Regions from separate parts of the Homo sapiens genome. Here region 1 is linked to region 2. Evidence: read pairs that join two places in POLR2A ChIA-PET (ENCODE). Cell type or tissue: A673. All regions are shown on one strand. Links, peaks and the distances in the headings refer to the core of each region. The heading gives the core; the rest is flanking DNA.

What was found. Peaks named below come from ENCODE experiments on the same cell type or tissue, not always from the same donor. Only the 100,000 strongest peaks of a DNase experiment are listed, where the experiment ranks them.
Region 1: POLR2A ChIA-PET joins it to region 2 with 5 read pairs; 2 of 35 experiments call an interaction of 5 or more read pairs at or near these places.

Annotation. Positions count from the first base shown.
Region 1 is chr11:81,998,104-82,010,248 of GRCh38, reverse strand. All of the region lies in intron 6 of MIR4300HG (MIR4300 host gene), which reads left to right. Among named protein-coding and RNA genes, the nearest start is that of MIR4300, 110 kb to the right of the region's middle. RefSeq lists an enhancer at 5,921-7,120. In A673, for the core only: no CTCF peak of the experiment used is centred there; a DNase peak (open chromatin) is centred at 6,158.
Region 2 is chr11:82,066,196-82,078,340 of GRCh38, reverse strand. The region is part of intron 5 of MIR4300HG (MIR4300 host gene); the gene reads left to right. Among named protein-coding and RNA genes, the nearest start is that of MIR4300, 180 kb to the right of the region's middle. In A673, for the core only: no CTCF peak of the experiment used is centred there; no DNase peak of the experiment used is centred there.

The DNA.
Region 1 (12,145 bases), core at 3,271-8,270, 67 kb after region 2:
ATACACTCTTGAGGAATTTGGTTAAATTCTTTGAACCCCATATCCCACAATTATAAAAGAGAATAGTTACATCTATTTTATTTGTTGTCCTGAGTAAATAAGGTAACTCACATAAAAGTCTCTGGCTCATGGTAGTTGACATTTACCCCCATGAAAAACCAGCTCAAGGCTAGAATCTATGAGCTGTTTTTATATAAACCATTGGTTACATTCATTTTAAGGCCATAGTATGCTGCTGCATCCCTGAGTCATTTATATTTGATATTTTATTATGAGGCAGGATATTAATCCAATTAAATTGATTACCATGGTGAAGTAAGAGACAAGGGGAAAAGGGTATTGTCAATTTAAAGGTTTGTGGAGTAGGGTTTTGAATCAGACCACTGCAAAGGTAGCTAGTTACCCAACAAAATGTTGTACATTTTTTCTATAGAGTAACGTTGCTGGGAAGCAGGAATCACATCACACACATGCACAGGTGTGCACGCACACACACACACACACACACACACACACTCCTTTGAATCTCAAAGGCAGAGAATGACAGATATTTTCTGTAAAGGACCAGGTAATAAATGTTTTAGGATTTGAGGACCAAACAGTTACCAGTCTCTGTCAGAACTACTCCACTCTCATTTTAGAATAAAAGCAGCAACCTTAGACAATATGTAAACAAATTAACATTCTAATAAAATGTTATTGATGGACACTAAAATGTACTATTTTTCTCAAAGTATTACTCTTCTTTTGATTTTTTTCAACTATTAAAAAACATAAAATTCATTCCCAGCTCACGAGTTATATAAAAACAGGTTTTGGCCTCTAACCCCTTTTTTAAGCAATGGCAGAGCCACAAAATGTAAGTGGCTTTGTTCCCAATCACCATGAAAAAGGTCACATGAAAAATACCTGTTTGGAATTGCTACATCGGCAAAAAAATAAGCTATGTGCAAAAACAGAAAATTTAATTAATAATAATTACATCTGTTAGTTTTATCTAAAGGGTGTGCTGCTGTAACATTAGGTAAACTACCTGCTACTGGCTTAGTTGATTGACTGAAAAACAGCTAGGAAAATTGTATCAAAAACTAGAAAGTTGAAGACTTGTGCACACAATGGAAAAATATTTAGTAATAATACCTCCTGCATTAACTGGGAAAGTAGATTATATACCTACTGAACCCATATCTCTATGAGAAGAACTTAAAAAGAACTAGAATGCTACAGTTTGTTGATTATTCCGGGCAGTTTATAACAATGAATGAAGAGACAGATGTGAGTTCAGGAAAGACTTTATCAGCTTGCAAGCAGAAATGAAAAAAAAAATAGATAAAATGTGGAATTCTTTTGTCTTTGAAATGTTAGAAAAACTGGAGCTTTTGAAAAGCTTATGAAACAGATTTCCCCATGTGGAAAATATAAAATTAATCCTCTTTACACGGTCAGCGTTCATTGTACCTAATTTTAGTGCTTTGACTCTTAAATATTTTAAGGAATGACATTACATATATTTTTGTATTTCCTTATGAATATTGCTAAGAATAAAGGGAACATTTACTTAATTTTAATTGAATAAAATTTATTGTATATAATTCAATTCAATTACCATATAGATTCATTGGACTATTTTGTAAAACAAGATCCATAATGGGACATTAGTAGCTTTCATCAAACTCTTATAAAGAATTCAGGATTTTTCTTTGTGTGCCCATAATGTCAAGGAAGAGACAACTGACAGAAAAAGAGTTTTTACAATTATTATGTGAATCAAAAATAAATGCAAAGAGGCAGAATGCAAAGAAGTGAAAGAGAAGCCATTATAACTAATGCCATAGAAATAAAATGGATCAGAACAAACTGAACTATTCTATACCAACAAATTGAATAACCTAGGATAATTGAATACATGCCAGAAACATACAATCTATTAAAACTGAATCATGAAGAAGTTGAAAATTTGAGCAGGAAAATAAGTATGTATATTTAATCAGTAATCAAAATCCTCCCAACAATAAAGAGTCCAGGGCCAGAGAGTTTCACTGGTGAATCCTACCGAACATTTAAAGAAGAAGTAACAAGAATCCTTCGCAAATCTTCCAGAAACCTGAGGATGAGGGAGTACTTCCAAACTCATCTTATGAGACCAGTAATACTCTGATACCAAAGCCAGTAAAAGGCAGTAGAAGAAAAAAAAATATATTTCCGAGTGATGTCTCTAAGGAACATAGTTGCAAACATCCTCAACAAAACACTAAAATAAATATTTGGTTATTCTGTGTTAAAAGAGAAAAGGAAGGTGGCATATATAAATAACAACAAAAAAGACATGATACATAACAAAGAAGGAAACAAGTAACTGAACACAGAAAATAATCGTAGTGAATCACCTCCATTAGAACAATTATATAAGGCAAGAAGATACATAAACCCAGTGCCCAATGTGGCCATTCCGGACAGGGTCAGTGTGGTCAAAAGAAAATCAAACTGTGCAACAAGGCTAGTGAACTCTCGGCCCAGTGAGGAGAATGGCCATCACTAACGGGAAAGTCTCCAAGAGAAAACAGGAAATGACAGATTACGTAGTGAGACTGAAGTTGTTGAAAAATTGTTTTGAGGCGATTTTAGAATATACAGGAAGAGTACAAACAAAATAAGCAAATAACAAAAATGACAAGTATTTGTTCAGGAAAAACAAAAAGTAGAAAAGGAAATATAATTAAATATACTTCAATTCTCAGTTTATAAATAATCTTTCATATAATCATTTCATATAATGTAAACACAGTCTATATAATATAAATACGAAATAATGATATTGAGACAATGGGAGAGGGGAGGCAGAAGGGATGGCATTTTTCAATTAGAAAATTCACAGGCACTTTCACAGCAATTCAAAAGATAATTTCTGAATTTTATTAATGAAAATAAAACATACATTATTTTAAAAGACTTGAAAGAGGTCATCTTTGGGAGGGGTAACCAGGAGAGTAGGAAGGTGTGGGGTTGGAATGCAACAGCATTTTTTGTAAATCTTTTGTATACTTTCATTTGATAAAACAAATATTACAATACATAAATATAATTTTATAATAAATAAACCATATTAGTTTGTTAAAGTAATGTTAATTTTAAATAGTTTGACCTGGAATTTATGTCATTTAAAAAATGACTTATAAAAGTGTTATAAAATTTTGTAAATATAAATATTATTTGCCAAAATTATGTTTATAGTAATAAACTCAAATTTCTTATCAAAATGTGAAAAAAAATTAGGGTTAGAATATTTAATATTTTTTATTTTATTTATTTATTTATTTTGGAGACAGGGTCTTGCTCTGTCGCCCAGGCTGGACTGCAATGGCATCATCTCAGCTCACTGCAACCTCCACCTCCTGGGTTCAAGTGATTCTCCTGCCTCAGCCTCCTGAGTAGCTGGGATTACAGGTGTGCACCACCATGCCCAGCTAATTTTTGCATTTTTTAGTAGAGACGTGGTTTCACCATGTTGGCCAAGCTGGTCTTGAACTCCTGCCATCAGTTGATCCGCCCACCTTGGCCTCCAAATAATACTTTTCCATATAAACCTAATATTTAAAAAGCCAAGTTTCATATAGTTGCAAAAATCATCAACAAAACACTGAAATAAATATTTGCTTCATCTGTGTTAACATAAAAAGAGAAGGGATAAAGAAAAAAATAAACAGACATGATACATAGAAAGAAAGAAACTAGTAACTGAACACAGGAAATAATTACAGGGAATCTCCTGCATGATAGTGTTTGTATAAGGCAAAAAGATAAACATACACTCGAACTCCTGGTTTTCTCAAATATACTGTATAAATATAATTTTTTATGTACCACAGTGTGAAAATATTTGGGAAGCACTGACCTAAACTATCCCTCCTTTCAATTCTTATGATCATAAAATAAAATATGAGAGTTAAACTACTTGCCACAGTTAATAAACATTATTTTCGTAGTCATTTCTTTGCTTTTGAAAAGCTGCCTGAGTTTTGAAGGTAATAAAATCCAAGATATTGAGTAGCATTTCCAGGCTAGTCTCCAAAGCCTATTTACTCCATTCTATTGCTGAAAATAATATGATTGATTTAGATTTTAATGACTTAATATTTTTTGAAGTTTACATATCTTTATCGCACCTAGTATACTGTCTGAAACACAGTAGATACTTAATAAATGTTTATCAAAGTAGGAAAGCATTTCAGCCACCGTTTGAGGTACATGAACTTTTTTGAACTGACCAGGAAGTCTAATGATTCCTTCAATTATTGACTTCTCTCTCTATGACTAGGATATATTTTTAAATTTTGCTTCTCAAATAACATCAGAAGAATATTAGATATTTATCTTCAAGGGCTTTTATGTACTGAGTTAACAGTCAAGTTATTTAACGACCATTATACTATGAGCATCATCCAATTTAGATGGCTACCCTATTGATAAAAAGTAATTAAAATACTACAAAGATGAAAATAATACAATTAATACACATAGCACAAGCCAAGGCATATTGTAGACAATCAATTCTAATTTTATTTTTCTTTTTTGGAGAATATTATGTTTCAACCTCTAAACTATTTAACCTAAATAGATTAAGCCTATTTAGAACTCTTACTATTCTTGCATATGATGGTGAATTTCTTATCTATAATCAATGCTTTTAAAGAGGGCTTAGTTTCTCTGAACAAGTTATAGGTAGAGAAGTAGTTTTCTGAGCTACTGAATCAGCAAAAAGAAAGAGGGCACATTCAGTAGCATTAATGCAGTATGTGATATGTCTCATCACTATTGAATGAAGAGGCAGGAAATTACAGACCCATATAAAATGATGGGGTGTTGGGAATTTTATCAAATTTGCTTATTCACTTCAGCAGTATCTTAGTTCAGTGACACTGGGCTCATCGTTGTACTCTCTCAACTGAGTGCTCAATCTGTACTGCTATCATTTTATTAGGTTGGTGCAAAAGTAACTGCAGTTTTTGCCATTGCTTTTAATATGAATAATACTCAATACTTGCTCCTTTCCTCTTTCCAAATTTGATTTTAGTTTCACCACTCCCTACCCTAGTCACAGCCTCTGCTAACTCAGGAGAGTCTTTATCACTGTTGTTGTCATGATCATCTTCATTTGCCATTGCTCTTAATATAACTATAGAGAAACAGAAATGACTCAAGCACTTTCTTTGATTCTATAACCTGGTTCCACCTCACTCATCTTAAGATAGAACGCCAATCTTAAGTCTTCCTCACTAACCTTCCTGTTCCCAACACTAGCACTTTCTTCACCATTACTCTGAATTGTGTCACCACTATCACCCCATCATCTCCCCAGTATCATCTTTATCACATTTAGAGTAATTCAGCTTTCACCACCACCATTACGTGCAATAAATAGGTGCATGACTAATGTGGCAGAAAGCATGATTTATCAGAAAGCCCAGGCACAGACTATATTTATGAAAAACCAGTTTGAAATATTGACTTCCTTCCCAGAAATGTTTCCCTTGTACCACAAACTGACATCCACCCATGGTGCGAGGCCACCTTTCTATACATAGCCTAGTATCTTACCTTTGCCAATGTTGCTGACTCAATACTTGCTCCTTTCCTGGTTCCAAACTTGATTTTAGTTTCTCCACTCCCTGCGCTAGTCAAAGCCTCTGCTAACTCAAGACAGCTTTTATCATTGTTGTTGTCATAATCATATTCATTATCCACTGATTGCATAGAAATCTTAGTTTTCAGTTTGCTTTCACATAAGTCACATTTATTCTGGCCCCCTGATATGCATTCATACATGATCTTTCCTCTTCCTACACCAATTATTAAACCTTGTACTTTCCTCATTTTCTTCATTTTGGATGTCTTTTCCAGGAAACCATCTGTATCAGGAAGGGTTCCAATAGGAAACAGATGGCACACTTGAAATTGGATTATTTGAGGAAAGTTTATTTTAAAGGTGGTCAACTATAGAATTTGAGTGTTGGAGAACTGCAAAGACAAAATAGTAACAAAGGATTACCATCTCTAGGCCTAATGGAATAAGTGGAAGGTATTGGTAACAATATCCAGAAAGGAAATCATGTTCTTAAGTGAATACAGCTGGAAGGCAAAGGACTCCCGTGAGGGGTGGGGCATGGCGGGCTCCAGTAAACAAAGTTTTCTCCTGCTGGCACCAAAGCAGCCTGCTGGTTCCCACACTTGTTTGCTCATGCGCTCCCTCCCATGAAGAGTTGAACACTTCAGGCTGAGTAATCAGGACACCCTGTCGCGAGTCCTGTGAAGGGGTCAAGAAAATATCCTGCATCATTTGGGGGCTCATGTGGGATTCATCAGAAGAGTGAGTAAATGCAGATCTTACTCTGCTTTTTTTTCCCCAAAAGTTCTTGTCCTCAGACTTTCCTCTGAAGGCAAATGACACATCGAAACTCTGAGTCGTCACTTAAGGGTGAATGACACAGCTATGGAGGACAGGATGTGAACCTGCCCCCTCTCTCTTTTGGGTGAAAGGAATGTTGGCTCCATTTTTCTTCACAGAGGTCTAGCTGTCATGTGGGACTGAAATAAAGTCCTGGGGCAATTGAAGGCATCTGGCTGAGCAACACTCCCCAGTGTTGCAGGAAGAACCCTAGACTTGGCTTAATCCCCAACCACCTATTAGGGTGTCAGCTAATACCCCCAGAGTCTTCTATGATATTTTTCCTTTCTTCTTTCACAGTTTGAAATGACTCCTTTCTCTCCTTTTATAATGTTAAGGTTATATTGCTACAACCTGCAGGAATATTACTCGGTAGAATGAGCATTTGGCTAAGCCATCAGATATGCAATTCAGAACAATGCAATTTCCATCTTTTCTTAGAGATGCTACTCCAACATCCACTCCATCAGCTGCAGGCATGCACAGCACATGGCGGCTCTCCTTTGCTCCCTCTCCCAGCTTGGGTGCTTGGGTGTGTACACAGCATGCACATGGCGCAGCTAACGGCCATGAGGGGTGGCAAGGATCCATGGCCACCGCAGGAGCCCCAGACCAGACTCGGGGGCCCCACACGGTTAGTTGACCAGTGTTTCCCACTTGCCAACCCCTCCTGCCACGTGCCCACAGAGTCTTTCCTCCCCTGGCCAAGGGGTCTAGCTCCTTCCAAACCAGAGGAAGGTTACAGTGATTAAAAGAATCCATTTGCGTAGAGCAAGAGGTTCTTCCCCCAGCGTCCCCCACTTGTGCTTAAGCTGTTTTTTCTTTTTCTATTCAAGGGGAAGTTTTTTCCTACCTTTGAACTCTGCTTGTGGTAGGGAAGCAGTGGAGGAGCGACCCTGCTGGCTGATGACTGAAAATGTGGCAAGGCCCCCTGGGACTTAATCTAAACGAATCCATGTATCCCCCAAGACACCTTTTTGTCCTCAACTTGATTCCAAGCTTCAGGTTGAAGCCCTAGAAAGGAAAACTAGATCTAAGGGATCCAAAGGCAGGCAAAAGGCAAAGCATAGATGGGCAGGACTAATTCCTGCCTATTAAGTCCTTGTTTCATGTAAGAAGGCCATGCTCCATGGCATAGATGAGGCCCAGGGAACCCAAAAGTTTCCAGCAGTAGGGGGAATGGAGGCGTAGGTGAGTGCAAATAATTCCTATCCTCTAGCCGCCCCCTTGCCTCATGGATGCATGTTGCACTGGCACCCATGTGCAATTTGGGGTTAAAAAGGGGATAAAAAGATGAAAGACAAAAAGGGGGATACCCTTTTTTCTCTTCTTCACACACTGGGTTTTTGCTGAAAGGCGGAAGGAAATGAGAGATGCCTATTTCTCTTTCTTTCAGAACAAGCAACCAACCATCTTGACCATCCTCAGTTTATACTCCTCTGGAGTGTATCCTGAATCACTGGGACTGTTTGACCCTCAGACTCTGGAGGAAATATACTTCATAGCCTTTTGCACAAATGTTTGGCCAAATTATGATCTGCAGGAAATTATGATCTGCCTCTGGAAGGAGCTATTCATTTTGATACCATCCAGTAGTTGGATCTTTTCTGTAAACATGAGGGCAAATGATCTGAGGCCCCATATGCGCAGGCCTTTCTTACCTTGCCAGGTAATCCAGGCCTTTTCCACCAATGTAGGATTGATCCAACCCTCCTGTTTGCCATCTCAGGAGAGGCTGCAAGGGGAAATCCCAGGGAACTAAAGAAACAAGCCCCAGAGGCACCTCTAACAGGGGAGCCAGCTCCCTCTGGCCCTGCTCCTCTGGGTCCACCATGTCCTCCCTATCCAGTTTCTCTCTCTTGCTTGCCCCCTTCTAGAACTCCTCACCCTAGACAAGCCCCAGCCTCACTCTTGCCCCTCCAACAGATTCCTATTGAATTTGGCCCCGGTAAGGTCCAGATCCCCTTCACTCTACAGGACTTCAGAAAAATTAAGGGGGTCTTGGCAAGTTTTCAGATGATCCTGACAGATATATAGAGGCTTTCTAGAATTTAACTCTAGCATTTGAACTCTCCCTGAAAGATGTTGTTACTTTTGAATCAAACCCTGCTTAAAACTGAGAGGCAGGCTGCTCTGCAAACAGCAGAGAGATTTGAGGATGAGCTTTGTATGTCATATAGTATCAGGGAAAGGGACAAACTTTATTTAACTGGAAGAGAAGTGGTACCATCAGAGGGCTCTAAATAGGCTCCCAGTGATGAGATGGAAGAATAGAAGAGGAAACACTTTCAGTGTGCATAATGGAGGGCTTATGTGGGGCTAGAACTAAGCCTCTCAATTTTACCAAGCTATCTATGATAGACCAGGGATTTGATGAGAACCCCACTGCCTTTCTGGAAAGGCTAAGAGGGACCCTGGTAAAGCACACCTCTGTATCTCCTGATTCAGCAGAGGAACAACTAATCCTAAAGGATAAATTTATTACGCAGACAGCCTCTGATATCAGGAGGAAGCTATAGAAACAGGCCCTGGACCAGATAGTAGTTTAGAGAACCTCCTGAAAGTGGTCACCTTGGTCTTTTACAACAGAGACAGGAGGCCCAGGGGAGAGAAAGGAGACACAGGAAAGTGGCAGAGGCTTTAATGACTACTACAAAGCCCACAAACCCCAGAATCCCTGAAGTGCCCCTGTTAACTGCTACAATATGGCAAGCCAGGGCACTTTAGGAAGGATTTCCCAGGCAGCATGAGGAAGCCACCTCGACCCTGTCTAATCTGCAATGGGAACCACTGGAAGGCAGACTGTTCCAGGGGACCCTGGTCACTGGGTCCAGAGCCAATCTCTCAAATGGTCCAGCAGGACTGATGGGTTCCAGGGCTCCTCCCCACTGGCTCCAGTGGTCCAGACCACCATTACCATACAAGAACCCCAGGTAATTCTGGAAATCAAAATTCTGGAAATTCTGGAGTGGGTCTTTTGGTTCTCCTCACCAATCCAGGCCCCCTTCCTCTCTTAGCACAACAGTGAGGAGTGTCTCAGGAAGGCCTTTAACTTGATGTTTTTCCCAGTCCCTTAGTTGTAGTTGGGGAGACCACTTGTTCACCCATGCCTTTCTAATTTTGCCTGAAAGCCTAACTCCTCTGTTGGGCAGGGATATTCTGGCTCACATGGGGACCACCATCCTGATGGCCCCAGGAAAAACTCTTTGTCTCCCCGTAGTAAAGACCAATATTAACCCAGAAATTTGGGCAATTCGAGGGAAAATTGGCCGAGCCACACACAACTGCCATAGTGGTCTGGATCCATCATAAGGATCCCACCTCCTTTCCTAACCAGAAACAGTATCTCCTGAAACCAGAACTTAGGAAAGGAATGGAAGCCATCATCGATATTTAAGGTTGAAGGGCCTCCTCAAACCCTGCTATAGCCCTTGTAATACCCAGATATTGGGAGTATAAAAGCCCAAGAAGGAATGGAGACTGGTCCAGGACCTCCACTTCATTAATGAGGCTGTGGTTCCAGTTCACCCAGTGGTTCCCACTCCATATGCTCTACTAGCTCAAATACCTGAGGGGACTAAATGGTTCACAGTCCTGGACCTAAAGGATGCCTTCCTTTGCATACCATTATACCTCAACTCCCAGTATTTGTTTTCATTTGAGGATCCCTCCAACCAGACTACCCAGCTAACCTGGACAATGTTATGTCAGGGATTCTGAGACAGCCCCGACTTGTTTGAGCAGGCATTGTCAAAAGGCCTCTCTGAGTTCCTTTCTCTTCAGGTTAAAGTTTTATAATACATAGATGACATTCTCCTCTGTGCCCCAACTGAGGAAAACTCTCAGGAGGACAGTAAGGCTCTTATTAATTTTCTGGGTAACAGAGGAAATAAGGTTTCAAAATCTAAAGCTCGGCTCTGTCAGACTTCAGTGAAGTATCTAGGTCTGGTCTTGTCAGAGGGGACCAGGGCATTAGGTAAATAAAGAATTAAGCCCATCTCCTCCTTTCCCCTCCCCTAAGCCCTCAAGCAACTGAGAGGATTCTTGGGAATTACAGGATTCTGCAGACTATGGATACCTGGGTACAGTGAAATGGCTTGTTTTTTTTTATATCACCTAGTTAACGAGACTGAGGCAGCTAAAACTCACCCTCTAATTTGGAAACCGGAGACTAGACAGGTCTTTGTCCTTGCTTAAGGCACCAGCCCCCTTAATCTTCCCATAGAAAGACTTTTAATCTTTATGTGTCAGAAAGGAAGGAAATGACCCTGGGAGTTCTAACCCAGGCCCAGGGTCCAGCCTAGCAGCCTGTGGGCTACCTAAGTAGAGAGCTTGATTTGGTAGCCAGTCGATGACCAGCCTGCCTCCAGGCAGTCACAGTGATAGCGTTGCTAGTACCAGAATCTACTAAGTTAACCATGAGGAATAGCTTAACTGTTTACACCCCATATAATGTGGCAGGACTACTGTCTTCTAAGGGAGAATCTCTTGTTAGCAGACAACCGCCTCCTCAGATATCAAGCTTTGCTATTAGAGGGATCTGCAGTACCATTAAGAATTCGTCCCTCCCTAAATCCAGCCACCTTCCTCCTCAAGGAAGGTAGGGAACTCAAACATGATTGGAAACAGATAGTAGTAGAAACCTATGTGACCAGAGGGGACCTCACGGAAACCCCTTTAGAGAAGCTAGACTGGATTATCTATGGATGGAAGTTCTTTTGTAGAATAAGGGATCCATAAAGCAGAGTATATGTAATAGTTACCCTAAATGATGTTGTTGAGAATGTGTCCCTCTCCTCAGGCACAAGTGTTCAACTAGCCAAGCTAATTGCCCTCACAAGGGCACTCGAGTTAAGCAAAAGGAAAGCAGTTAACATTTATAAAGATTCTAAGTACATTTTCCTAGTTTTTCATATGCATGTCCCTATCTGGAAAGACAGGAACTCTTCATAGCTAACAGGTCTCCCATTAAATACCATCAAGGAATTAGTAGACTATTATCCTCAGTTTTCCTCCTATGGGAAGTGGCAGTAATACATTGTAAAGGCCACCAAAAAAGGATGGATGAAATAGCTGAGGGAAACAGGTTGGCAGACCAAGCAGCTAAATAAGGAGAAAGAGGGCCCCAGATTTTGGTTCCACTTGAAGACTTTCTGATTTGGGAGGGCTCCATAAGAGAAATAAAACCTCAATATTCTCCTGCGGAAATAGAATGGGCCACCTCTTGGGGGATACATCTCTCAGTCCTCAGCATGGCTACAATTGGAGGATGACAAGCTTCATCTACCAGCTGCCAATCAATGGAAAGCTTTTAAAAAGCCTTCACTAGACCTTCCACCTGGGTAAGGATAAAACCTATCAATTAGCCAGAGGTCATTCTCAGGTAAAAACCTGATACAAATGGTTAAACAGGTCATTAATGCTTGCAAGACTTGTCTTAAAACTAATCCCCTCAATTGATGGCTTCTTTCCCTCAGGACCCAAACAATAGGATGCTACCTGCAGAAAGGCTGGTAAATGGATTTCACCCAGATGCCAAAGGCAAAGGGCATCCTGTACCTCCAAGTATGGATAGATACCTTCACTAACTGGATAGAAGCATTTGCATGTCAGACAGAGAAAGGCTTTGATGTGATAAAAGTACTAATTAATATGATACTTCCTCTCTTTTGACTCCCTAAGTACCTCCAGAGCGATAATGGC
Region 2 (12,145 bases), core at 4,487-9,486:
TTTATAGAGACAGTTTAATAATTGCCTGACAATTACCTGATGGTTGCCTGACATTTTTGGGGCAGGGGGCCTCTCCTTCCCTGCTTTCCTTGATTATGTCTGCCTAGCTACCTACTCTAACACAACCTCCAGGAGGTAGACTTTCCCTGCCTTAGTTTACTCTTATATATAATAAGAAAAATAAGTCACTATCTCATAGTGTTGGCAGGATTAAGTGAGTTAATTATGTAAAGCACATAGTAAGTCTCATTTAAATGTTTACTGTTTTCCTTAACAATAAGAATTGCTTTTCTATGCCACGCAGAGGTAAAAAGTGCCAATGAGCTCACTGGTCCTTTCTCTTGTAAAACAAATGTTTTCCACTTCCATAGAATTTTGCAAGTTGCAAAGCACTAGCAGAAAATATTAAAATCATGCACTTTGGTGTGAGTTAGTTTTATAATTTTGTCTAGGCTCTGTCACTTAGAATTGTGTGATACTGAGCAAGTCACTTAGCCCACGACTTAGCCTCCTTATCTCCAAAAATGGTTTTGATAATAATATCTACTCCATAGAACTGCTAGGAAAATTAAAGTTCAATAGAAATTAACTGAGTGTGAACAGTACTGACTCATCAAAATTCATAATAACAACATGAATAATAAAAAAATCCAAGATGAGATTAAATAATTAAAAAATGAGCTACTTAAAAAATGTGATCTAAATAGTATTGCTATTTCAGTTTATTTTTCTAACAGTAAAACTATACATCGTCCCTAATTTTTCCATCATTTTCTAGTTGAAGTCCAATTGAAACAGGGTGGTCACAGGAGAATAAAAAATTCCAGGCAGCAGTTTCACATGACTAGCAAAAAGAAACTTTGAAAAGCTGCAGAAGGTAGGGGCTGAAAAGACCCTCAAAAACGTGGTGTGGACCAAGCTGGTTAAGAACTACTGGACACAACACAGTACTGGATTTGACTTTGTTTTTATCTTGGACCCCTTTATATGGTCATTAGCATATTAATCACACACCTACCGGTACCATGACGGTTCCAAGAACAGCCATATTTGGTGTAAAAATGGGCGGCATCACAGTTCTGAGAAATCTCCACCTTTTCCCAGGAGTCTCCATGAATATTCCACCCCTCAGTTAAAGAAACCCATAAAGGTAGCAGCCCCAAATCCCCTTGCATGTGACTTTATTTTGAGTACACCCACACTCCCCTTTCTTGAGTGAGTACTTTTCACTTTGCAATAAATCTCCTTACTTTCACTATTTTCTGTCTCATTTTTGAACTCCTTCTCGCTACAATGTCAATGTCCTACTGGCATTTGGAGACCTCCCCCAGCCCACCAGTATCAGAGTAAAGTGATTTGCTTAAAATCAGAAATTGTGGATTATAGTAGATACTGAATTCCTCTTTATTGCATATTAAGTAAAACCCTCTCTGCTACCTCTTGGGTTTAATAAAAATAAGTATAATGTGACCTGAGGACCTGAGAAGTAGTTTTGAAGACAAACACATTTTCCAAAGCTGCATAAAATAGCTGGAAAAAGTCAAGCACTATATCTTCTTTAAGGTCATTCTGATGGTACTTTAAAATAAAATTAGCCTTTGGTAGAAACTTTATAAGGCATTACACCTGAAATGTATCCTTTTATTTTCTCAACAATAATGAAAAGTAGGCATGACGTCCTCATTTATGATATTTCTCCATCATGAAGATGAAGAAACTGAGGCTCAGAAAGGCTGAGTAACTTGTCTTTGGTCATACTGTTAACAATCAGGTCAGATCTACCTCACTCCAAATCCCAGACTTTTTCCACCACTTAACACTGATGCAAGATTAAAAATAAATCTAGTTTTTTTCCCTGCTAGGTCTAGCTAAAAAATCACCGAGAAATGGTTTCCAAGTGCTGCTTCTTTTTCTCCCTAAAAAAGGATTCTGAGGGATATAATAGTTTGAAACCCCTTTGTCACTTAACATTTCAAATATACTAACAGATGGCTTCTCCCAGCTCTAGGCAGATGATGGTTCAGAAATAAGTGGTGTTAGGAGATTTCTTAGGAACGCTCAGGGACAGGAAAGACAGCTGTCACAGAATATCTTAATTACAGCATTTACAAAGTTCTAATTAATGTAATGGTACTTTTATGATTATATTAATGTTATGACCATCAGGGCGTTTGTTGCTGAACTCATTTGGCAAGATAACTTGGAAGTCATTGCATATTTTAAGGATAACAACTGTTATATGAGCTTCAGGATCTCTTGCTTTACAGTAGAAATTTTTTTAAAAACCAAAAAGTACTTTATACCTAATAATGAAACAAAATATATTCTTAAAACATGCATTTTGCTGATAAATAAAAATTTAAAATGTTAGAAATTTAGACATTACACAATGAAAAATTATAGAACATATTGGATAAAGTACAGTGCCTTTAGATTCTAGATGTCTGTGTAGGTGTCAGCATATATTAGCTGTGTGATTCTGGACAAGTCATTTCATCATTCCTGGGCTTGATTCTTTTTCAATTAAATGGAAATAATAACAATAATATCTACTTATCTTTGGTTTTACCAGGAAAATTTAGGTTGTACCTAAATAATTTGTAGGTTGTAGTTTTTGTTGTTGTATAAGAAACTGTAAATTCTAATCTATCTGAATCCCTCAGTGGAAGCTAGATAAAACTAAAGTGGAAGTTTGGAATTTCAAATGCCTCATTTATTCACACAAATAAGTAAATTAGGGGTTTTCTTTTTAAATTTGTTATTGTCTTGTTTTTCTGCTATTTGGAGTAGAATGTACTTCAAGTAAGAAGTGAGAAGAGTCTTGGATTAGACAGAATTGAGTTTGAATATTGCCTCTGACACACAGTTATGTGATCCAGGTCATGTTCCTTATCCCTTCTCAGCAGAGTTACTTCAAATAAAAATTGTTTGGATGATACCACCAAATCCACAGTATTATTGTGAAAACAAATGAAATAGCATGTGTTAAAGCATCTGTACACAGTGTATGATACATACCACGTTCCCATCATGTTTTCTTTTTTCTCATTTTAGTAAAGCTGTGATTATTAGCTTTTAAATTGAAGATAGCAGTGTAGGACTCATTAATTTTAAACACTGGGACGTGATAAAGCTTTTAAATTTTTATTTGTAAATAAATTATTATTTGTACAATTATTTGTATCATATCTCTTCTAGTAGATTTTAAGTTTCATGGGAGGAAAACCATAACTTATTTACTCAAATATTCAAAAATGTCTGAATGAATCAAGGAATTCTACTTTGAGTTGTATCTTAAAATGAATTCAACCATTTTAGCACGCTGTACAGGGCAATATACATTCAGCAATAAAACATTTCAACTGAATTCACCATGAATTTCAGGACAATTACTAGGCCTTTTTTATTGCTAGTTAAATACACTAGCCATCTCTTTTGATAAGCCCCACTAACATAGCCTTCCCCTAATATTTTCTATCCTATCACCCTGCTTAGTTTTTCCATAGACAAATTGTAGTCTGAGCTTATCATTTTTGGTTATATTATCTATGCCCTCATCTCTCTCATTAAAGCTGTGAAATTTGTCTGTGTAGTTTAATATTGTATCCTAAATTTTTAACCTGGTGCCCAGCACACAGGAGGCCAAGAAGTGACCCATAAATATCATTTTCATGTCAGTCCCAGACAACTTAGCTGTTCTTTGTTACCATGCCATACTGGTTTCTTGACTATAACATAATTAGATGATTCAGCAAGAGGAAATACCACTCACAAAAGTACAGTTTGGGGTTACATGGATATACTAAAGAACCAGAGTAATGCTTACTAACTTAAATTATTTTAATGCTCATAGATTATGCCATAAAATGAGTTAAGCCAGATTGAAGAAGCTTATATAATCAAACAATATCATTTTAGAGACTCAAAATTCTAAGTGTTAAAGAAAACGGGAACTGGAAAGTAATAACACAAATTTTATTCAAAAACTATTGCAACAGAGGAAAAGAGACCTCCCTATATAAGACTGAAATCAGTTTTAAATATAGCAAGGACAAGTAGGTATTTATAACCAAGGAGTTGATTTGAGAGGTGGAGGAGTTTAGTAGATGGAAAATTACTAACAGGAAACATCAATGATAGGAGGAAGTCTTGATAAACTGACTTCACTCGAGGTTCTTCCTGAAGGCAGGCCTAAAATATCAAGGGTGGAGATTCCCAATAGACTGACTTAACAGGAGTCTTACTAGAACTTGGCTATACGAGCCTGAGAACAAGGCCCAAGGAAGAAGCCTAGTTGAGAAAAGGGCATAGATGGGCCTGACTGAAGTTTGTTCAAAGAGAGGGCCTTTGTTATGCCATACACTTGGCAGAGCAAATAAAATTCAATTATTAGATAGACTGAATCCATGAATTCAATTCTACTTTTGTTCCAGGAGGCATTTACTGAGCATCCACAGATGACAGACAATGTGATGAGTGCTGGAGATAGAAAGGAGAATAGATATAATTTTGACCTTCAAAGATGCTCAATATCTGGCATCTATCTATAATCTGGGACAGAAAATCATATGCTTTTAATGCACAGATTGGGAAAATATGGAGTGAGAAAGGAGCATTCAGGAAGACTCATGAACTGGATAATGCTTGAACTGAGCTAGAAGAATGCAAAGGAAATGGTGAGGATAATGACCTAGGTGTTGGCATGGTTGTGGGTTGAGATTTCCGGGTACAGTTAACACCGTATGCAAAGGCACGGGGCTGTGAAAGAACTGGGCCAATTGAGAAAACTAAATGCTATTGTGGCATTCAAGAGCTTCTGAGAAGTGGCAGGTGAGGCTGGGAAGTTAAGAGATGACTCCTGAGGAGCTCTTGGTCTCATTCTAATGAGATAGGCCTTTATGTCAATAAAAAGTAACTAAAAGATTTTAAGTAGGAAAGTTTTATGACAGGAGTTTATTGTTACTATTGCTGTTTTTAGAAAAGTCACTCTGCTGGGTAGATGTGAATGGGAAACTCAAGATGAGTTAGGAATATACTACAGAGTTCAGAAAAGAGATAGTGTTGACAGAAAGTAAGGCAAAGGTGGAGGGAAGGAAATGAAAGGGTTCATAAAGTAGAGGAGTGTGGTTGACAGGACTCGATTACTGATAGGAAGAAAAATAATGTAAAAGAGGAATAAAATATTAAGCTTACCTATAAGTAACAACTATTTTTTCTAGGTGGGAAATCAGAAAAGTCGACATTGGAGTTTTATTGGAGCCAACCTGAGGAGGATAGATAAGGTGTCAATAATCAGTAATGGTGACAAATAGTCACCTTTAGATAAAAGGGCCTTGCCTGTGCAAAGTCGCCTATTTGACCATGCACACGCAGGAAAGAATAATGTGAAATATCGTTCGTGTAGCTTAGCCAAATGCACCAATCAGTTTACAACATGCACAATGGGTTATTTTATTCATCTGGAATTTTCTGTTAAACCACTTACCTGTATTGACGGGTGGCTATGAAATACTTGCTTTTGTTTAATAATATTTCATAACAAATGAGAAAATTAGGACAGGTCCTGTTACTCCATAGAATTTTAATTACTTCATGTCAAATGTTGAAAAATTAGCATGCGTTCTAAGTGGTAATATACCACTGGTATCATTAAGTAAGCTTGCAACCTCATTTGTCTAACAGACATGGCCAAATTATTGAAGGGTACTGAACTTTGACAGAGCCAGGTGGCTTGAAGACAAATGAAGCTGAGAACATTGGCACCCATAGTATCTCTTTCTTTCTGGAAAGAAAAGAAAGAAATTGTACAGGTTATCTTCTTTTAATGTTCCCTGATTGATTCATCTTCTGTCCTCTCTGTCCTTTTCTTTTCTGCCGTATATTTTGAGGGGTTGACTTATAGAACTGCATCACCCATACCTCCCTGTCTTCTGGCTTCGGATCAGATTCACCCAATAGGACTCTAGCAAATTATCAGAAGACAAGAGGAAACAAATGTCAGAGCCTCCTTGCTTGAATCAGTACCACAGTTCCAGCAGTGCTAAATCACTTCATAACTGTTCCTCTTGTTGGCCATCTCCTCCTGTATGGTAACAGAAGTCACTGAGCTCCAGAAGCACTGTTCCTCCTCTTGCCCCTTCAAAGCCATACCCGTTTTTACCACCAGATTGACCTCTCTAAACCCTGCACTCAACTCTGCAAATTGTTTCTTCACTGATTTTTTTTCCAAATAAATTATTTTAAGTGAAATTCTGTGGCCTGCTGAGACTAAATCTAAAGCAGCAATTTTCATATATTGAATTCCTACTATGTGATATCATACTAGTAACTTTCATGTGCAATATCTCAATCTTCATGTTATCACTGAGAGTGAGAAAAAAATTAACTCCATGTTTTCTGATATAGAAATATAAACTCATATGGAACATATCCAGTGTTTAATAAACAGGAAGTGGGCAAGACACATTATTAGTTAGCATACAAACTTTTATATATCTTGTATATTTTCATATAATTACCCCTACATAATGATTTGATGATATTATAAAGTGTATGGTTTTTAAATTGTAATTTCAGATTTTTATTACTGTATACATAAGTATAATCACTGTATATTGTTCTCATATCTTGCAACTTTGTAAAAGCTTTTCTTTATAAATTTATTATGATTACATAGATGATTTAGTCATCAGGGAATAAAATCAGCTTTATATCTTTCTTTACAATCTGGATACTATTTATTTTTATTTCCTTGAATTTTGGCATTAACTAACCTTCAGTACAAAGTTAGATAGAAGTGGTGAGGGCAGACATCATTGACCTTGATGGAGGAGGGTAATTTGGACTTTCACCATTAGGTAAGTTATCTGTAGATTTTTCACAGATTCCCTTTATGAGGTTGAGGATGTTGAATTCTATTTATAGTTTGTTGAGGCTTCTCAGGAATGAATGATGAATTTTGTGAATACTTTGCATTTATTAAGAAATTATTATCCTGTTTCTTCTTTTAGTTTTATCAGTTTTTGTTTCTTGTATGACTAGTCTGTGTTATTAGATGTGCAATCTATCCCATGAACGTATATGCAAAAAGTCTAAATAAATTAGTAATAGCTAAGTTTGCCCATAGGTAAAAGGAGAATGCCCCAAAATAATGATGAAGTTTGGCCAGGTGCAGTGGCTCATGCCTGTAATCCCAGCACTTTGGAGGGCTGAAGCGGGCAGATCACAAGGTCAGGAGTTTGAGACCAGCCTGACCAACATGGTGAAACTCCGTCTCTACTAAAACTACAAAAATTAGCTGGGCGTGGTGGTGCGTGCCTGTAATCCCAGCTACTCAGGAGGCTGAGGCAGGAGAATCGCTTGAACCCAGGAGGAGGAGGTTGCAGTGAACCAAGATAGCACCACCACACGCCAGCCTAGGCAACAGAGTGAGACTCCATCTCAAAAAAAAAAAAAAAAAAAAAAAGATGAAGTTTATTCCTATTCTAGGAATCTAGATTTGCTTATAACACCTAAAAACTAGATAAAGTACTTCATACTACTATCAGAATAAAGGAGAAAAAGGCTATGATTATCTAAACAGATGCTAAAAAATGAGACTGTTAAAATTTAACTCTCACTTATAATAGAAACTATTGGGAAACTAACAATAGATGGAAACTTTATAATTTTTATTTTGGGTACCAATAAAAACCAGTGTCATTCTTAAAAAAATTCTGAAATGTCCTGCCTTGAGTCAGCAACAAAACATAGAAGCTCACTGTTGTCATTTCTATGTATTATGATACAGCATATTCTAGCCATGACTAAGATTTAAAAAATCAATAGCTAAAAGGCAAAATAATTGTAAAAGGAGAAATAAATGAAAACTTTTTAATATTCAAAAACGCCATTGGTCTGTATATAAAAGAAATATAATTATTAAACAAGTATTAAAATTAAGTGAATTAAAGAGTAATTTACTTACAAGTTTCATATGAAATTTCAATTTCTATATGCAATCAACAATTAGAAATTTAATTGCGAAGACATAATTTTTAGTAAGAGAAAATATTAAATGTATTTCAATGAATCTAACAAATGATGTGTAAGATATTTTCACAAAGAATTACAACACATTGGGAGAAAATAGCAGAAGACCTAAATAAAGAACAGGGAGTTTCATGTGTTTGAACTGACAGATACAATATTGTAAACATGTTAATCCTGAGCAAATTGATTTTTAGATTTGTTGAGATTCTAATTAAAATCCCAGTAGGAGTATGTGTATGGGGTGGGTCATAGAAGTTAATTATAAAATGTATATGGAAAGGAAAAAGACCAAAAACCCATACAGTCTTAAAGAAGTGTAAATTTAGAAGATTTGTGTTATCAATTATCAACACTTAAAAAGGTACAGTTAATTATTGACACAAGAAAAGAAAGACATGGAGAAGAAAAAAGAACAGAAAGACACACATAATCAACTTTTAATATATGACAAAGTTAGAACTGAAAAACATGGGAAAAAGTAGTCTTTTAAATAAGTGTTGAAGTGTCCACTGGATATCCACGTGGAAATAAATGAAACTGGACCCTTGTCATGCGATATACAAGAATATATTCAAGCGGATTATAAACTTAAATGTGAAATATAACTAAGATAGTATCTTGGAGAGATATGGAAGAGCCAAGATGGCAAACTGACACAACCAGAAAGAGGTCCTCCTACTGAGAGAACAGATTGTCAAGAAGACCAGCACACTCCAAACAGATCTTCAGAAAGAAGGCATTGACAGTGGATGGAGGGAGGACTCACACCCAGGCTGAATGGGGAGGAGGCTAGGAACCATTCAATAGTTGCTAAGCACCAGGAATTGTTCCTGGCCCTGAGCAGCTTCTAGGCAAGGGGTAAAAGAGGTGTGGAGTGGCCTACTCTCATCACAGACCTCTGTGATGCCCATGACTCCCATGGACATTTGAGTTGGCAAGGAGATCTGCCAGGAGAGTTGGCAGACACAGAACTCCAGCCTGAAAGAGCCCAGGGGGTTTTGTGTAGGAATAGCTGTAGTGGAGTAGGGCCATGCATACCCATCCCCCAAGGCTCGTCATTACTGTAGATGGCTTCAGCCTTTGTTGGCCAACAGATCTGGACAGAGCAGGGCTATTTTGCTTGTGGTATGGAAATAGTCTGATCTGAGCACCTCCTCACTTACTGGCCTCTCCCAGGATGCCTGCCTGGCAAGACCTTCTTGCAGCAGAGCTGCAGCTGCACAGCAGAGACACCTGCCAGTTGCCACTATCATAGCTTTTTGCCAGCAGACCCCACCTAACAGTTGGAGAGCTGTTGAAAATGGACACCTCCCAGTGCACACCAGCACACAGCCATAGGCCTGGTCCTAGCCTCACAGGGATAGAATATGCAGCCCAGGAGTGCTGACCTGAGCCTTGGCCTCCTGAAATCATCCAAGAAATAAGGTGTATTAACTAAACCAAATTTATACCACAGTCAAACCCTCAAGGGCACCAAAGAATATAAAAGCAAAAAGCCTTATTTAATGAACAGCAGTTTCAAACATTGAAGGAATATCATCCAACACAGACAAGAAAGACCCAGCCAGAGTGTCCTCTTACCTCCAATTGACTGTACTAACTCCCCAGCAACGGTTCTTAAGCAGACTGAAACAGTTGAAATGAAAGAAATAGAATTCAGAATCTGGATGGCAAAGATTCAGGAGAAAGTTAAAACCCAATCCAAGGAATCCAATAAAATTATACAAGAGCTGAGACATGAAATAGCCATTTTAAGAAAGAGCCAAACTGATCTGATAGAACTGAAAAACTATACGAATTTCATAATGTTAAAACAATCCAAAGTATTAACAGTAGAATAGATTAAGCTGCAGAAAGAGTCTCAAAGCTTGAAGGTGGATTCTTTGAATCAATACAACCAGTCAAAAAAATAACAATTTAAAAAATTCAATGAAATCTTCAAGAATCATGGAATTATGTAGAGACCATATGTCTGCAATCCTAGAAAGGGATGGAGAGACAGCAGGCAAATTGGAAAACATATTGGAGAATCATGTCTATGAAAATTTCTCTAACTGTTACAGAGAGGTTGAAATGCAAATTCAGGAAATTCCAAGAACCCTTGCGAGATACTCTACAAGAGGACCATTCCCAAGATGTGTAGTCCTTAGATTCTCCAAGGTAACACACAAGAAAAAAATGTTAAAGACAGCTAGAGAGAAGGGTCAGGTCATGCACAAAGGGAATCACATTAGGCTAACAACAGACCTTTTGGCAAAAACCTTGCAAGCCAGAAGATATTGGGGGCCTATATTCAGCATCCTTAAAAAAAATTCCAACCAAGAACTTCATATCCAGTCATGTTAAGCTACATAAGTGAAGGAGAAATAAAATCCTTTTCAGACAAGCAAAATGCTAAGGGTATTCATTACTACCAGATCTCCCAAACAAAAGGTTCTTAAGACAATGCTAAACCTGAAAATAAAAGACTACTACCTGCCACCATTAAAACACACTTAACAACATATCCCACTGTCACTATAAAGCAATTATACAATCAGGTCTACATACCAATCAGCTAACAACACAATGCCATAATCAAGCATTCACATATCAATATTAACCTTGAATGTAAATGGGATAAATGCCCCCCTTAAAAGGTACAAAGTGACAAGTTGGATAAAGAAGTAAGCTCTAATAGTATGCCATTTTCAAGAGAGTCATCTCAAATGCAATGACACCCACAGGCCCAAAGAAAAGGGATGAGGAAATATCTATCAAGCAAATGGAAAAAAAAAACAAGAGGGTAGAAGTTGGTACTCTGATTTCAGACAAAGCAGACTCTAAACCAAAAACAATCCGAAAGGACAAAGAATGGCATTTCATTATGATAAAGTTTTCAATTCACAAGAAGATTTAATTATCCTAAATATATATTCACCCAACACTGGAGTATAGGATTCATAAAATAAGTTATTAGAGATCTACAAAGAAACTTAGATAACCACGCAATAATTGTGGAGGACTTCAACACCCCACTGACAGTGTTAGACAGATAATTGAGGCAGAATGCTAACAAAGATATTTGAGACTTATACTTGACATTTGACCAAATTAACCTAACAGACATCTATGAACACTCCACCCAACAACAACAGAATATATATTCTTCTCATCTGCACATGGCACATACTCTAAGATCAACCGCATGCTCTGCCATAAAGTCATTCTCAAAAAAATCACAAAAATGGAAGTCATACCAAACACACTCTTAGACCACAGTACAGTAAAAATAGAGATAAGTTCGAAGATCTCTCAAAACCATACAGTTACATGGAAATTATCAACCAGGAAGTCTCCCACAATTATTGTGTCGTTATCTAAGTTTCTTTGTTAGTCTCTAAGAGCTTATTTTATGAATCTGATATCCAGTGTTAGGTGAATATATATTTAGAATAATTACGTCTTCTTGTGAATTGAACACTTTATCATAATGTAATGCCATTCTTTGTCCTTTTGGATTGTTTTTGGTTTAAAATATGTTTTGTCTAAAATAAGAATAGCAACCTCTACCCTCTTCTCTTTTCCATGTACTTGATAGATGTTTCCCCATCCCTTTCCTTTTGACATTTGATTTAAAAATGAAATTAACGTAGAAATCAAGGAATTCTTTGAAACTAATGAAAAATAACAGAGACACAGCTCTGGGACACAGAAGTGGGACACAGCTAAAACAGTGTTAAGAGAAAAGTTCATAGTGCTAAGCACCTACATCAAAAAGTTATAAAAATCTCAAATTAATAACCTAATATCATATGTTCAGAAACTAGTAAAACAAGAAAAAACCAACCCCAAAGGTAGAAAGAAAAGAAATTACCTAAATGAGAGCTGAACTGAATGAGATAGAGAAGCTCACAAACTAGAAAGCCTGGAATAAATGTATAAATTCCTGGAAACATATAACTTCCCAAGACTGCACCAGGAAGAAATTGAAACCTTGAACAGACCAATAACAAGTTTGACAATTGAATCAGTAATAAAAAAGGTACCAACCAGACAAAACCCTGGACCAGATGGATTTGCAGCCAAATTTCACCAGCTGTATAAGGAAGAGTTGGTACCAATTCTACTGAAA